Regions from separate parts of the Homo sapiens genome. Here region 1 is linked to region 2. A link is an interaction called in ENCODE POLR2A ChIA-PET data of the cell type or tissue named here. Cell type or tissue: CD4-positive, alpha-beta T cell. All regions are shown on one strand. Links, peaks and the distances in the headings refer to the core of each region. The heading gives the core; the rest is flanking DNA. Region 1 overlaps ERP27 (endoplasmic reticulum protein 27). Region 2 holds the start of PDE6H (phosphodiesterase 6H).

What was found. ChIA-PET counts read pairs that join two places held together with the same protein. Peaks named below come from ENCODE experiments on the same cell type or tissue, not always from the same donor. Only the 100,000 strongest peaks of a DNase experiment are listed, where the experiment ranks them.
Region 1: POLR2A ChIA-PET joins it to region 2 with 15 read pairs; 5 of 35 experiments call an interaction of 5 or more read pairs at or near these places.

What each region holds. Positions count from the first base shown.
Region 1 is chr12:14,912,244-14,920,582 of GRCh38, reverse strand. It overlaps ERP27 (endoplasmic reticulum protein 27), which reads left to right. Exons shown (of 7, transcript NM_152321.4): 5 at 3,280-3,405; 6 at 4,897-5,094; 7 at 5,801-6,544. The coding sequence ends at 5,848. Among named protein-coding and RNA genes, the nearest start is that of ERP27, 22 kb to the left of the region's middle. In CD4-positive, alpha-beta T cell, for the core only: no CTCF peak of the experiment used is centred there; no DNase peak of the experiment used is centred there.
Region 2 is chr12:14,971,176-14,979,514 of GRCh38, reverse strand. It overlaps PDE6H (phosphodiesterase 6H), which reads right to left and starts at 6,473. Exons shown (of 4, transcript NM_006205.3): 1 at 6,429-6,473; 2 at 1,369-1,543; 3 at 296-336. The coding sequence starts at 1,502. In CD4-positive, alpha-beta T cell, for the core only: no CTCF peak of the experiment used is centred there; no DNase peak of the experiment used is centred there.

The DNA.
Region 1 (8,339 bases), core at 184-8,183, 59 kb after region 2:
CTGGGCAACATAGCGAGACCTTGTCTCTACCAAAAACTTTTAAAATTAGCCAGGTATGATGGTGTGTGCCTAAAATAAAATAAGAATAAATGAAAGACAAACAAAAAAATTTTAAATGAAGCTCACTGATCACATATTTGGATGTCACAGGAATGTAAAGTTTCTGTAATTGTTTCTAAACAACCATTTCATTTTCTGTATGTACCTCCTTGCAGACCAGTAACAAACAGTTCCTGGTCTGGCAGCAGCTGCAAACCATGCTTTGACTAGCAAGTGCCTACACCCTCACCATGCCTCAGCCTTCTCTCCTGGTGTGTCTTCCTCTGGTGTTGCATGCTGCATGCAATCTGAGTAAAGGTGGTGCTCCACCTGTCCTGATCACCAAATGGACTTCTAACACTTTCTATAGACTATAACAGTCTACAGAATTATCTTATGTGTCCCATCCTTTATTTTCCCTGACATAGATTACAGAACCTTACAGGGTATTAATTTCTAGTGATCTACATCAGCTCAAAATGCTGTACCTTCTATTCTCCAATACCAGTTCTTTACATGCATGGTATGATTTTTGAGAACTTACAGAGCCCTTTCATCCTCATTTTTTCATTCAATCCTCATATTGATTTTTTTTGAGGTAGAAGAGAGGAAATTATTGTGTCCATTTTATAGAGGAGAACATTCAAGATCCAACTGATAACATTATTCAAAGTCACATCATGAGTAAATAGAAAAGGCATAATTTAAGGGACAAAATGTAACTGATGCATTAGCACATTTTGCCAACTTCCATTTTACAGTAGAGTAAATGGGAGTTCAGAAAATTTAAGTAACTTCTTCAAAGCCCTATGGCTAGTAATTCAAGCTTCAGAGACAGCCTATGTAGTTGCCCTTGCTTTTTTATGACTGGTGCCTGTGACTGAATCCTGTGGTTGTCTATTGCCCTACACTGCCTTCAACAGGAAACACCCCTTTTCTTGTGGACTAAAATCTGGCCTACCTCTCACACCATCTTTATCTCTGTGGAGTTGGTGACTCTATTTCCACTTCTGCTAAGGCTCCAAACACATATGCCCCTGGGGTATTGGCAGTAATAATCAAAAAGGTGTTCTTCTGCATGTGGGGCCAGAAAAGATGATCTTATGGTCCCTGGGCTATGGCCTCCGTGTTGTGGCATTTTGCAAGCTAGCTAAGGCAGGGGCATGCACTAACCTTCCTGGTTTCTTATGCCTGATCTGTCTCTCATTTCGCAGAGCAATGACGTATCTTTTTTAAGTTCCATATTATTAGTGAAGGCAGATTATATCAAGAGAAAATTCAGTAAGAATTTCTTTAAAGAAGCAAGTTCAATCTGTATTGTTACTTTTTTTATTTCCTGAAAGTAATATTTTTCTCATTTGGAGAACTGCCCATTCTACTATAGCTGTTTCTCATCTGCTTCTGGTGCAAAGGTTTGCACCAGTAGCAACTGGGCAGAAAATCCCAGCCATGCACCTGACCTGCCACGCACTTTTAATGCACACACTCAGTACTTGGCGTCAAGGTGTCTGTTAGGATTAAATGAATCCATTCGGCTATGGTCAATCCCTTCTGCCAAGATAACTGTACCTTTTGACATCTTAGCTTTTATTTCTTTACTCTTCCCAGGAATTATCCTCCATCTCAGTGTTAGAATAGTGAATGAATGCTCTAAATTTAAGTAGCAGGATTTAGTAAAACAAGAGTAAATCATGTGTCATCCAATCTCCCAAATGAAAAATCTAAAACTTGATTTTAAACTCCACGGAGAAATCTTTAGGAAAGGACCTACTGGGCCCTCCTTGCCTACATATTGTAGGCAGCCAAAAGAGCTGGAGAATCTTTACAAACTTGTGTAAAAAATCAGGAAGAATTCTACCTAGCTGTGCCCTTCCCCATCCTCCTAAGACTCTGACCAAAGATTTGTTAACCCACCATGTTCTCTCTCTTCCTGTGTACACACTAGTTTTGTAGCAATGCTTTCTGAATTTAGGAGAGGTGAAAAGAGATGAGATTGGTTTGAAGTAGACTCGCAGCATTATTTCAGGACAGTGAAATGAAGGGAACCAGTGCCATGGATTCCCCTCTTTTTCTTCTCCTCTGTCTGACTGGTGGCTGTTCCACTCCTCTAAGTCATTGACAACTTCATGGAAAAATCACCATCTCTAATCAGCAAAACAAGGTCAATGCTTCTGGTCTCCTGAAGAGCTCACCTTCTGCTGACCTTTGGTACATTGGTTCAACCACATTTGAGATCGAGTTTGTTTATATGGGGTTTTGCTATCCACTGTGCATGAGGCAGTCCATCCTGATGATCAAGAGCATGGACTCTGGAGCTAGACCACCTGGTGTGAATCCCTGTCTGCCATTTATTTGACTCTTGGAGAATTAGTCTATCTATGCCTCAATTTCCTCATTTGAAAAACTGGGACCTTGAAGATTAAATTACTTATTCTTTGTTAAGAGTTGGAGACAGTGCCTTCCACGTAATGAACACTCAATAAGTACGAACTACTAATATGTACTCAAACAAAGACTACATTTTAAGTGTCTCTGACTAGTCTTGCAACAAGAGAGGGGGCTGAAATAAAGTGACTAATATGTTACATAGTGTATTAGTTGTCTATTGCTGCAAAACAGATTACTCCAAATCTTAGGAGTTTCAAATAAAAAACATTGATAATCTCATGCAGTTTCTGCAGGTCATCCAATTTGGGGTGGCTAGGGCTAGGTGCTTCTGGTTTGAGGTCTCTTGGGAGGTTGCAGTCATTGGTCAGGGCTGCAGTCATCTGAAGGCTCAACTGGAGCTGGGGATCTGCTTCCAAGATGGCTCCCTCACATGAATAGCAAGTCAATGCTGGCTGTTAGTAGAAGGACTTAGTTCCTGGCCATGCGTTTCTCCTCAGAGGACTGCTTGAGTGCCCTACACTGGGGCTGGTATTCCTCAGAGTGAGAGATAGAGAGAAGAGCAGAAACCATAATGTCTTTTAAGACTTCACCTTGGAAGTCACACTCCATCATTTCTGCAACATTGTCTTGGTTACTCAGTTCTGCCCCATTCAGGGTGGGAAGGAAGGATCTACACAGTTGCATGAAAACGAGATGGTAAGACTTAACTGAGAGCCATCTTGGAAGCTAGTTCCATTTGTGTTACCAGTGGCCAGCTCTCATTTAAGTTTCAATCTACCTATTCACTCCTTCCCAGGTACTAATGCATTCTTTCTCGCTTTCACTCTACTGTAACACATTTCGACTTGCCAGACTGTGATTGGGTTATTCAACAGCGTAATTCAGATTCATCTCCTCCTGATAATGAACAAGGCCTCCCCAGAGTATGAAGAGAACATGCACAGATACCAGAAGGCAGCCAAGCTCTTCCAGGGGAAGGTAAGGCAAGAATGGGAATATCCTATTGCATACACACCTCCAGGACACTAGGAAAAGGGAGATGGGGCTAGGAAGCAGAGATAAATAAGGAAAACAACTATGGTTAGGAGATAGCAAAGCAAGAAGTAGGACATAATAAATCACATTATTTGAAATTAGAGATGTTGTATTTTATCATATTAAAGGCATATGTAATTATATCTTCCTGTAGTGATTAAGTGTGGGTTTTTTCCTGCATTGATTAGTAGAGAGAAAATAGAGATCCAAAGAGACTGAAAGCAAAATCACCTCTAAGTCACCATTTGTTTAATCCTTCCCATAATTTCATAGAGATTTAGACCTCAGGGCTCATTTCTCATATAAAACACCTATCAAGTACCTGGTGCCTGCTCAATATACAATGAATATTTCTTTCTTTCCCTCCCCTCCTTTGTGGAGTTCTGCTTGATATTACTGAAATAGTAAAACTTCAACTACTTCAAGGCTACTGTGCCTAACTAGTGACTGTTCTAATGATGAGAACTGTCTGGTAATAAAATAAGCGCCTTTCTGATGGTTGGTTCTCTAACACTGAAAGTATTTAGTGTTACTGAAAGTAGACAATCATCTGATCAGAATATTATAAAGAAGATTTCTACTTTGGGTTGAAGGTTTGATTTAATAATATAAAATAATCTACATTTATCAAGCACTTACTATAGGCCAAAAGCTGAATAAAAATATTAATGCGTTACCTCATTTAATTTCCCCCACCAAAAGCCCATTTTGCCAATGAGAAAACTGAGTCTCGGAGAGGCTGAGTAATGTGCCCAAACTCACGTAACTAGAGAGTACCAGAGGCAGAATTTAAAACGTGCTCTCTGCTCCTAACCATTAGGCTATACTTCCTTTCTTAGGTAATCACTAAAGTAATTTCCAATTCTATGTTCTTAAAATTAAATCAATCTCGTCAAAGGGATAAAACATCAAAGCAACACAAAATAATAGGAAATTCATTTTTTTTAACTTTTAAGTTCAGGGGTACATGTGAAGGCTTATTACGTAGTTGAACTTGTGTTATGGGACTTCGTTGTACAGATGATTTCATCACCCACACATTAAGCCCAGCACCAAATTGTGATCTTTTCTGCTCCTCCCCCTCCTCCCACCCTCCACCCCCCAAGTAGACCACAGTGTCTGTTGTTCCCTTCTTTGTGTTCAGGAGTTCTCATCATTTAGCTCCCACTTAGAAGTGGGAACATGTGATATTTGGTTTTCTCTTCCTGTGTTAGTTTGCTAAGGATAATAGCCTCCAGCCCCATCCACGTTCCCACAAAAGACATGATTTTGTTCTTTGTTACAGCTGCAATAATTTATTTTAACTCAAGATTTCAATTTCATGGTGCAGACCATAAATTCAATCAGTGTGAGCTGCAACAATTACAAGGTATCTCTTTATCCCTGGACGTCACCTCAGATAGAACTTTTTCTTTCAAACTTCCCCAACTGCAGATTCTCTTTATTCTGGTGGACAGTGGTATGAAAGAAAATGGGAAGGTGATATCATTTTTCAAACTAAAGGAGTCTCAACTGCCAGCTTTGGCAATTTACCAGACTCTAGATGACGAGTGGGATACACTGCCCACAGCAGAAGTTTCCGTAGAGCATGTGCAAAACTTTTGTGATGGATTCCTAAGTGGAAAATTGTTGGTAAGTGTGAGACTGCAGGTAAAGCAAATTGTTTTCTTTCTATGTCCCTTTTATTTCCAGTTGAATAAGAATTCTTTGGGCTCAGAGAGGGAGGAGAGCAAAATGTTGGTTAATGGATACCAAGTGCAGATAGATAGGAGGAATGTCTAGTGTTCTGTAGCACTACAGGGTGGCTGTCATTAAGAACAATGTATTATATATTTTCAAATAGCTAGAAGAGTAGATTTTGAATGTTTCCAACACAAAGAAATGATAAATGTTTGAAGCAATGGATATGCTAATTGTCCTGATTTGATCATTACAAGCTGTATACATGTATAGAATATCACTCTGTACCCCATAAAAACGTAACTATTATGTGTCAATTAAAAACAAAGATAAAAGCAAAAAAATTAAAGTTAAAAAAATTATTTGGGCTCTACTAGATTTGATTAAAAGCAAAAGTCTATGAGGATATGGTGGCCGGAGTCAGGATGCTTGTTAGGATATATCGTGAGACTCAAACTAGAAAAGCATGTTTGGAAAGGCCTTGCATATTCAGAGGCTGAATTTTGGATTTCAGCATTTAGTGTAAAGCATTAATGGGCAACAAATCAAACTTCATATAACAGGGTTCATGAGATAAAAATTAAAGAAGGATTTAGGACTTCCAGGAGTAAACAGCTCAGTTTACTAATCTAAATATCATTGTTATAATGTTTTCCAGAAAGAAAATCGTGAATCAGAAGGAAAGACTCCAAAGGTGGAACTCTGACTTCTCCTTGGAACTACATATGGCCAAGTATCTACTTTATGCAAAGTAAAAAGGCACAACTCAAATCTCAGAGACACTAAACAACAGGATCACTAGGCCTGCCAACCACACACACACGCACGTGCACACACGCACGCACGCGTGCACACACACACGCACACACACACACACACACAGAGCTTCATTTCCTGTCTTAAAATCTCGTTTTCTCTTCTTCCTTCTTTTAAATTTCATATCCTCACTCCCTATCCAATTTCCTTCTTATCGTGCATTCATACTCTGTAAGCCCATCTGTAACACACCTAGATCAAGGCTTTAAGAGACTCACTGTGATGCCTCTATGAAAGAGAGGCATTCCTAGAGAAAGATTGTTCCAATTTGTCATTTAATATCAAGTTTGTATACTGCACATGACTTACACACAACATAGTTCCTGCTCTTTTAAGGTTACCTAAGGGTTGAAACTCTACCTTCTTTCATAAGCACATGTCCGTCTCTGACTCAGGATCAAAAACCAAAGGATGGTTTTAAACACCTTTGTGAAATTGTCTTTTTGCCAGAAGTTAAAGGCTGTCTCCAAGTCCCTGAACTCAGCAGAAATAGACCATGTGAAAACTCCATGCTTGGTTAGCATCTCCAACTCCCTATGTAAATCAACAACCTGCATAATAAATAAAAGGCAATCATGTTATAGGAGAAAGGCTGGCATCTCTTTGCAGGCCAAACCTTTTGTAAATACCCAGCTGCCCAACTAAGCAGCATGTTCCTCCCTCTGCAGTGCCCACTGTTTAGTGTCAGACCATAAGCCACTAACATGTTATTGTTCACTCTGTGGGTGGGATGGGTGGAAAATAGAGACCATCCTGCATGAGGATTGGAACAAATGTGGCAACTGAGCTAGGAAGCAAATTAGGTGAAAGGTTGGGGAGCAGATAGGAGAAGCAGGGCACTGGCAGTGGGACGGGCTGAGGCTGACTAAGCCTTGGATTATTGCAGGTAAGGTGTGTGATCCAGCTCCTGTGTGGTGAAAGGAGAGCTTGGCTGAGTGACTCTGGCCCATAGGCTGTTACTATCAACACACAGATGCTGCATTGTTCCCAGGAGGCCCTTGGCTCAGGAGGAAAGTGCCTAAGTGCTGAAGAGCTGAAAAACCACAGATGTACCTAAGGACTGGTCCAAGTGAGGAACAGGGAGTGAAAGGCTCAGTTGTTCTTTCTGTGGGGAAAACTCCACAGCCCCTGGGCGGGAGTCAGCTGCTGGCAACCACACTGTGAAAGCCCCAGTGTAAGGCGTGCCCTTCAGCAACGAGACCAAGGTATTCTGTGGAGGTCACACAGTCCAACCCAGGGCTGCAGAAAACCACCCAAACAGCTTCTCGCTTGAGGCTGAAAAATATTCCTAAGATAGGCACATCCCAGAAGGCTCCTTTGGATCCTGTAAACGAGAGCTCTTGACATTTACGGTCAGGAAATTCTTCCTGATATCCAGCTGAGGTCCTCTGGCCATGGAAGCTATTTCTTCTTGCCCACCCTTTGTGGAAATTCTTAACAGCTTCCAGATGCCCTCCTCAAACCATGCCTTTAACCACTTGCTGGCTGCACTGAAGCCCCTTTATCTAGCCATCTTTCCCCCATACTCACAATCTAACTCTCATCATTTGGTTTTTATCATTTGATTTACTTCATTGTTTTTCTCGCCTCATTCTTTCCCAACTTTTCCTCTTTCTTGCTTAAAATAGTTGGAACCCAAACTATAGTAGGACCCATGAGCTACATTTTGTTTGATATTGTGCTAATTTTTCAATTATTTTTCTTGAAGTGTTCCCCTCAAAAACAATAATCAAAATGGACCACATGGGTCTTAACATCTTTACAATGCATTTTTCTACTTGCTGACATTCAATAACAATTTTATTATATTATTTTATATACTTATTTGTATGTGTATAATATTGAAGTGAATCCTTCCTTCTCATCTTGTAGTTCTTCATAACTGCCAGTTACTTTTGCCGGTCTTCTTCATAGGCAGTCCTGTTCTTTGTAGCTCCGGGGGTCTCATAACCAAAGAATGGGACTTCAGAAAGAAGAAATTTGTAAAGATTCACCCATTTATTAAAGATCAGATCTTTAGAAGGGCACAGTGACTCATGCCTATAATCCCAGCACTTTGGGAGGCCAAGGCGGGCAGATCACAAGGTCAGGAGTTCAAGACCAGCCTGACCCACATGGCGAAACCCTGTCTCTCCTTAAAAAAAAAAAACAAGAAATACAAAAAAAAAAAAAAAAATTGGCCGGGCATGGTGGTGCAGGCTTGTAATCCCAGCTACTCAGCAGGCTGAGGCAGGAGAATCGATTAAACCTGGGAGGTGGAGGTTGCAGTGAGCCGAGATCCTGGATCCTGCCATTGCACTCCAGCCTGGGCAACAGAGAGAGACTCTGTCTCAAAAAAAAAAAAAAAAATCAGATCTTATAAACATCTGCAATTTTTTCTC
Region 2 (8,339 bases), core at 219-8,218:
AAAATCTTTCTACCATAAAAGTCTATAATTTATCATTGTATGCCCTCAAAGGTTGTTTGACAAAACAAGAAGGTTTATGAAATTTTGGGCCTACCCTGATTTCTTTTAGGGCTTTTGTATCTGGGCACACATGTACTTATTTCGAGGGTAAATTAAATCCCCACATTTCTATGTCTTCACAGATCTTCTGCCTTGGGTATTTCTCATAACTTTCAACTGCCCCTTGAGGCCTGAAGTATATAAAAAGGCAGAACTCCAAGTGCGAAGTTCTCACTTAAATCAGTGGATGGCTTACCTGTTCCTAGCCCCTCCATTCCTGGAATGTCATCTCCAAATCTATGGAAAAGAATAAAGGAGAAATTAGCTGAGATTAGAGCAAAAGAATTTTGGAGTCACTCACATGGAGAGTTTCTTGATTCAAGGGGGAAGAAGGAGAGGTTTAAGTGTTTGTATGTGAGAAACTCCTTTAGTTTGCCCTGAACTGGAGCAAAGAAAATGTCACTCAGGCAGGTTTTGGTGTATCCCACTGGAGAGATATTTCTCTCCTGTAGGAACTTAACCTAAAACAATTAAGAGTCAGAAAGAACCATCAGTGGGACAACTTAGTCAAGTTTCACTTTTTATAATAAAAATTGAAATGAGAAAGCAATACAAAAGGCATTAAAAATGATGAATTCATCCATTTGTTTACTTATTCAAAATCATTAACTAAGCATCTATTATATACCAGGCATTTTATTAAGCACAGAGAGTTAAGAAGAAAACAGACAAATTTTCTGAGTGGTCTTAGCCTCGGAGAATAGATACAAATAAATAAATATAAGATATAATGTAAGTTATGATAGCTGAATGTACAAAATGCAAACATGAAAGTAATGATAGTTTGTTAAAGAGAGTCAGGAGTAGCTTCAAAAAGAAATTAGCATATGATCTGTGTGTTGAAAAATCAATAGGATTTTGCCAAGGAGAGGAAGAGGAAAATAAAGAACTGAGGATACAAAATTGGAAGACATAAATATAAGCTATATTTTCTGGAAATGGTCAGTGGTTCAGTGTTACAGATTAACGTAGAGGTTGTCTCAGTAAAGAGGAGTGGTCATCAAAAGCCTGCAAGGCAAAGTCAAAGTTTATTGTAAAAAGCCTCTATTTGCCATGTTAAATTCGGCCACAGACCTGGAAGTTGAGAAGGAAAGAATTCCAGGGATAAAGACACAATTCATCAAAGATGGAGTTACAGAGGAAAAGAGAGGATGGAGTGGAAATTTTTGTAAGTCTGTTTAATATTGTGAGCACCAATTTCCCAAAACAAAAGCAGTCTTGTGGGAAAAAGAAAGTAATAGAAAGTTTTTCTTTTCATTTTGGTCTTACCCTTTCACACCTTTCTTTGGAGGTTTACTCTTGAATTGGCGAGTCTGCCTCTGCTTGAACTTGGGAGGGCCTTTGCGTGGGGTGGTAGGACCCTGGTTTGAAGCTGGAGCAGGCAGAGTAGTGTTGTCACTCATTTTAACTCCCCCCGGGCGGCTGATGTTTCCCTTTCAGCCTCCTTAGACAGTGAAAGATAAAAAAAAGAAGATCTTTCAAGTCATGGGGACCATTGGTTATTAGATCTTTATTTCAGGCTGGAGAAGAAAAGTACTTCAACAAGAAAGCTCAGTATTTTGTGTTGACACAAAAGGGGAGAAGTTATCATCTTTAAAAGGGATCTTTAAGAAAACAGAGTATAAATCAATGCAGGCACTTAATGGAATGGAATGGAAACTTACCTTCTGCTACATTACTTACACAATCTATCAGTTGTGTAAACGGACAATTGATAGATTTTAAAACTCAGAAATCTAGGTAGCTATGCTGTTCCCATGGATCTGCCACTGAAAACAATTTTTAAATAAATAAATTAAATTAAAGCTTCACATTAGGTATAACAAATTAAAATTTAAAAATAAATAAATAAAATAGATTTGCCACAAGCATTCTACGTGAATTTATTATGATGCTGTACTTCTCTGTGACTACCAGTTCTGTCAGTTACGAAGAGAGGAAAATGGACTCAGTGATATCTATAGTCTTTTACAGCATCTGCAATTTCTTTAAGCTTTACATATTCTTCCATCCAGCTGTAAAATAACCTGACTCTAAATGTTTATTGAGCATTTTTTATGGCCTCTGTTTTTTTATAGTCCTTCATGTCCTTATAGTTTAAGATAGGATTATTTTGTTTAATCCTCACATGAACCAGAAACTTCTCTCTTAGTTCTGGGAGATGACAGTGTAGTTGTCTGGACAGGAGGACCTCTGAAGCAGGAATACCAACACCCATGAATATATTCAACACATCTTAATACACACGCACATACAGAAGTTAATGAAGGATAATTAAGTAATACGTTTGTGCTTCAACTCTACGTCGAGACATAAGGTTCTTCAGCCCCCACTTTTCACAAATCTTCAATGCCTTCTTCTATCCACACCACGGACCTATCCAATATGGTGTTCTCAGACTTTAATTTGGCTACAGAAATGCACATTGCCATTCTTCAAATACAAATCAAAGAAAATTATTGAAAAAGATAAATTTAAGCAATTAATGTGTCATTTTGGATGACGTTATTTTCTTTCTTCCTTTCTTTCGTAAGAGTTAACAAAACTTGCTCTTGGAAGGAAGATCCTGAAAAGCCCCAGAGAACTCCAAATTGCTTTTGCCTCTTACCCTGAGACAGTCTCCTCTATAAAAACTAGTGTGTGGGGGCTTTGTCTCCATAAGATTCCTTATTTCACCCATTGCAGATTTATGCTAATATTCTTTTTTCTTTTTTTTTAAGAGAGACAAGTTCTTGCTCCATCAGCCAGGCTGTAGTGCAGTGGTGCAATTGCAATCATAGCTCACTACAGCCTCAAACTCCTGGGCTCAAGTGACCCTCCCGCCTCAGCCTCCCGAAGTGCTAGGTTTACAGGCATGACCCATCACACCAGCCTATGCTAATACTGTTAACTGCAAACCTCCCTGACAGTCTTTGGCTCGTGCTAACAATGACTCTCTTTACTGGCCACACTGCATATTCCTGAAACCTCATATTCTATAACTTCCAGTCCATACTGTTTTCTTATTTCCTTGACAATTGGGTTGCAATTATTATCCTCGCCTCCAAGATTTTTCTCTTATTTAAATTCTGATTATTACTAAATTATTACCCTTGCCAGTACCAGGGATGGTGAGATTGGCCAGGACCCTGGACCACCTGCTCATGCTGTGATTCCTTCCTTTATCCCCTACTGGACTAGCTTCATGAGGCTGTCCTTCCAGTCTCAGAACCTACAACAGTGCATGGTGTACAGTAATCATGCCATATATATTATATTTGTCAAATGAGTTAATAAATTAATTTAGAAATTGAACAGGCCAGGCACGGTGGCTCACGCCTGTAATCCCAGCACTTTGGGAGGCCGAGGCGGGCGGATCACGAGGTCAGGAGATCAAGACCATCCTGGCTAACACGGTGAAACCCCATCTCTACTAAAAATACAAAAGATTAGCCAGGTGTGGTGGCGGGCACCTGTAGTCCCAGCTACTTGGGAGGCTGAGGCAGGAGAATGGTGTGAACCCAGGAGGTGGAGTTTGCAGTGAGCTGAGATTGTGCCACTGCACTCCAGCCTGGGCGACAGGGCAAGACCCCGTCTCCAAAAAAAAAAAACAAAAAAAAAAAACAAAAGAAATTGAACAAATACTGTAAACCTTGGTCATGAGATCCTGACCCTTTGACTTCTCCATCAGAGCACAGAGAAGTCATTAGCTTTCAGGCTTTAGGAAATGCACTGCCAGTTCCTCTGCTCACTAAATTCAGTTCCCGTTCTGTGGGCCCTCTCTACCCCCGGTAGACAGGCAAACCTTGTGTCTGTCCCAAGTGTGGTTGGGACCCTGGGAATAGCTGGTGAGCAGCCAAGATCTGCGCTGTGCTCAGAGTGGACCACCAGTAACTGACACATCCCAGCCCTGCCAGAGTCACAGAGGGCAGCTAGAGAATTGCTCTCAGATCAAGGTTTTTGAACTGCCCAGGATTTTCAAGGTAGAAGAAATCAAAAAGTTTCTTTTCTCTCATCTAAAGAATCTATTAGGGTTAGAATTGCCAGATTAAGCCAAAAAAAAAAAAATTACAAGACACCCAGTTCAATTTGAATTACAAAGAAATAATTTTTTTTAGTAAAGTATATCTCAGCTGTTTCATGGTACATATTTATACTTTAAAAAGTCATTTTTTTTCTGGAATTCAAATTGAACTGGCATCCTTCATTTTTATCTGGCAGCCCTAATAAGATCCAATTGAGTTGGATCCAGAGTTCTATAATGTAAGGGCCTAAAGTGACCCTCATTTGTCAAATTGTCCTTTGATGGTAACACGGTAGAGAGTACACTCTTTAGAATCAAACTGATATAGTTTTAAGTTCCTACTCCACAGAACTGGCTACGTGACTTAGGATAAATTTCATAATCCTCTGTGGGTCTTATTCCATCTATAAAATGAATCAAACAAGACCTTCCTTTTAGAGTTATGGGGAAATTTTAGGAAGACAATATAAGTAGAGTGGTACAAAGTGTTCAAAAAGGGCAAATATATGCTAGACCTTCTGAGAGAAAAGAAAGCCATGCAAACAAATCTGTGGTTATGACACTTGTTCACCTGGACTCTGCACCTCCTTCCTCTGGGCCAACTGCTGAAGGGCCCTTGCCATACACCAGAGGGGCAATTATCATCTGCCCTCGCTGGGTAATTCTCTGCTTCCTTCAAACACCCCGACTGTTAACTTATTTCTGGTCTTAAAATTCTGTCTTAAGAAGCTTTCCTTGAATTCCTTTGACACCCCAACAGCAACCCCGAAGAATTTAAAAATCACACGTGACATCCATATTCCCCAATGATACATCCCCTTTTTTCTTGCAAGTTTCTTTTGCATTTTTACATAATTTTGAAGTTACACCTCTAGGCTTAGAAAGTGTTCATGTCTGAGTATGATGCATTATATGAAAGAAGCCTCCTCAGAAAGAGTTACATAACAGTTGCCAGGTTAATCCCTTGATCCTAATGGTGCTCAGGATTTGCACTAGGTAACCGGAACAGTCGACTAATCCCTATGCAGTTTCTGTCATAGATTTACCCTCCAATTCTCTCTGCAAAACCTTTAGGAAGGGTAGAACACCTCTGACCTTTTCCTGCATTGGAAGCCAGTCCTGTTGTCCATAAACATCACCAAAGGCTAACCTCATGCTGACCACACCTTTCTAGAAATTCTAAGGGCATCTGGAGCTGAGTAACCTTAAATGTATTATCAGACTTGATTTTAGCTGAAAGAAGTTTCATATTTTTTCCTCCAAAAGCATTAGGCAATTTATTCTTTTGTGAGCCAGAACATTTTCCTGTATTTAAAGCAATGTTAGCCCTTCCCCTTTTGAAGATTACAAACTGTTTTTCTGCAGAAATAAGTGGATGCAGCAAAGTAATATTTCAAGGCATACTTTTTTAGGGGACTGGGATTAGGGTCAACTTAACAAAGTTAAAGATTTGTATAAAGCAAAAAATCATCTTCTGTTTCTTTATACAGCAAAGCCCAGCTCTATATAGTGACAGAGGATGATCCTCTGAAAAGCAGTTTTAGGAGGTTCCTGAGACAGCTCTCTGATGCTGCTGTTATCACCTTACACTTCCAGTTCTCTTTTTCTCAGCAAAGCTATAGACAGGTAGACCAGTCCATTGTTGGTGGACAAAGAAAGAGGCAGGAAGGAGCTGGGAAGGGAAGTACTGCTGGGGTTGAGCCCATAAATATCACCCAGGGTCCTGCTGAGGCAGAGAAAATCAATAATTTGAAAAGCAAAGCAAGACCCAAACCAAAGCCATAAAAAAAAAATTACCAAAATTCCAGCCAGCACCCTGCTTCAGAATGGAACAAACACTTGACCTCAAAGGGAGAAGGCTCAGCCACCTGCCCTGCCCTGTGGTCATTCTCATGCTCTCAGCTCCCCTTCTCCTTTTCCTCACACTCACACCATCCTGGGCCAAGTTTGCAGGCACATCCTGGGAGTAAAGAACTGTTTTCTCTGTGGTTATTTAGTGCCACAGATTCCTCCTTCTTCAGAAAACTGTTTACTATGAAGCTGCAAACAGGGAGGTCACTATTGGGCTCCTTCTAAATGAATTCAGTAATCAAGTTTTGCAGTGACCTTGTAATAATCAAGTTTCACTTATTTGCTTGTCCCATGGCATAACAAGAAGGTCTGCATGTATCTCCTTCATGTTCTTTCCCATTTTCATCCCCAGCCACAGCCCAGGCCCACAGGTCCAACATGTTTTCTTCTGCAATTTTTCTTTTGGAACCTGATCAACCCCCCAAAGCCCTTCAATTATCCTGCTCAAATTCACCAGAAGTTCAGAAGTACTCACGGAGCTGAATGTTGTTCCTATCAGCTGCCCAGCTGCCTTCTTTGCAAAAGACAAAAGGATCTTTGCATCCTGACTTATCTCTCTGTAATACCCTCATGCTGCCTAATCTCACCGTCATAAGCTCAGAACAGCAACCCAGGTGCAAAGAAGTTAGGAGAACATGGGTTGATGCTGGGACAGGCTTAGGAGTTTTCCAATAATTAGAGGCCCTTTCAAAACTGACTTGGGTTCATTCCAGTCAATAAATAGGTATTGTATTCACAAAAACACAAAAAGTGTTGATATCCAAGGGTAAATTTCAGTTTGTGATTCAATATCTTCTGTCTTTTTTTTATTCTTACCTTTAGATTTCAATACCCCCATTTCTTCCCTTTCTCTGACAAACACACACCTATGTGCGCAATCACACACACACATATACACAGTGACATAATTCTTATGGGGCTCTAGATAACTGGAGAGAAGAGAGGGAGCCACAGTGCCTCCTGCTATACAGGGACATTGAACATGCGGGCAGTGACATTGGGAAACACACAGTATGTCTCCCTAACTGGTATTGTGCGAATTTCCTCAGAGAGATGGAACCTCAGAGTCAAAACTGATATCTGACACAGAAAGGGCCCAAATGACAGCTAGGAATTGTTAACTGAGGACACTTATTTGAGAATCGATTGCTGGATCTTCCGTACCTAAATGTTTCAGGGTGTAGGGTCTAGGGTACAATCCAATTTACTGAGACTCCTTGACTCAGTCTTCCTATTTTATTGATCCACTAGTATTAATTATTAATAGATTAATACTTTTTGTATTTTAAATAGATCTCAACCCATATGGTAGTTATCAGTAAGCTCTTTTGATAAATTTATCATAGAAAGATTAAGTGACCTATTCAAGACTGCAAATAAAATTAATAGTGGAGCCAGGAACAGGGCCCAAATCTGGAAGTACCTTGCATATTCAATTGTCTTTGTGCTGCACTACATCAAAGCAGACAGAGACCAAGATGTCTGTTTGCTGGTCACTTCCATGCCTTGCCAGTGAATTTCAATGTTCTTTCCCCAGTTGTTACCTATTAGAAAATTACACTCCATAACATTACAGAGAAAGAAGGTCAATTTATCCTTTCTAGACAGGGAGAGGTTCTTAACCTGCAGCCCTAAGCAGATTACATGAGCAACTAGACAGCTTGAGAGTCATTCATATGCTCTCCACTGGTCTTTACCAAAATTCCTCTGAGTTTTGAAAGCAATGATTACCTTGCAAAGCCAGGAAAGTGTTTGGTCTCTGGATGAGTCCCTCTGCTCCCTCCTCTGTATCTCCATTACCATTCACATCTTCCTTTACTATTACATACCAGGCACGTTAATGTTCAGATGCTTATCTGTCAAACTTTTACATATTCTCCATTTTCTTGATGAAAGAATACAAATTTTAAGGACAGTGGAAAGTGCCAAAAGCTGAGTGAATGTTCTAGAATGTTGTTACTCAAAGTGCAGCAGCAGCAACACCATCTGTGCACTTGTTAAAAATGCAGGATTTCAGCCCTGCTCCATACTTACCGAATCAGAATCTGCTTTTTAACAAGGTCCAAGGTGATGTGTTTGCATATTAATGTTTGAAAAGTACTGTTCTAGACCCATATGCAAGCTTGGGTTTACCACTTATCTGCTATATGTCACCTCTCTGAGTCTCAGTTTCCTCATATGTAAAATGAATGATTTAGAGTGTTGGGGTTCTCAATTTTTTTCCATCCCAGTACACTTGAGAAAGATAATCTTGCAATTCTCAGATTCTCAATTTTTGAATATGGGGGTGGTTGTGCCATAAGTCTTCTTCCTCCAAAGGAAATCCAGGAGAGAGAAGAGGGAGAGATTAGGAGTGTGGAGAAAGTCTAGGTGTATAGTTTGAAAA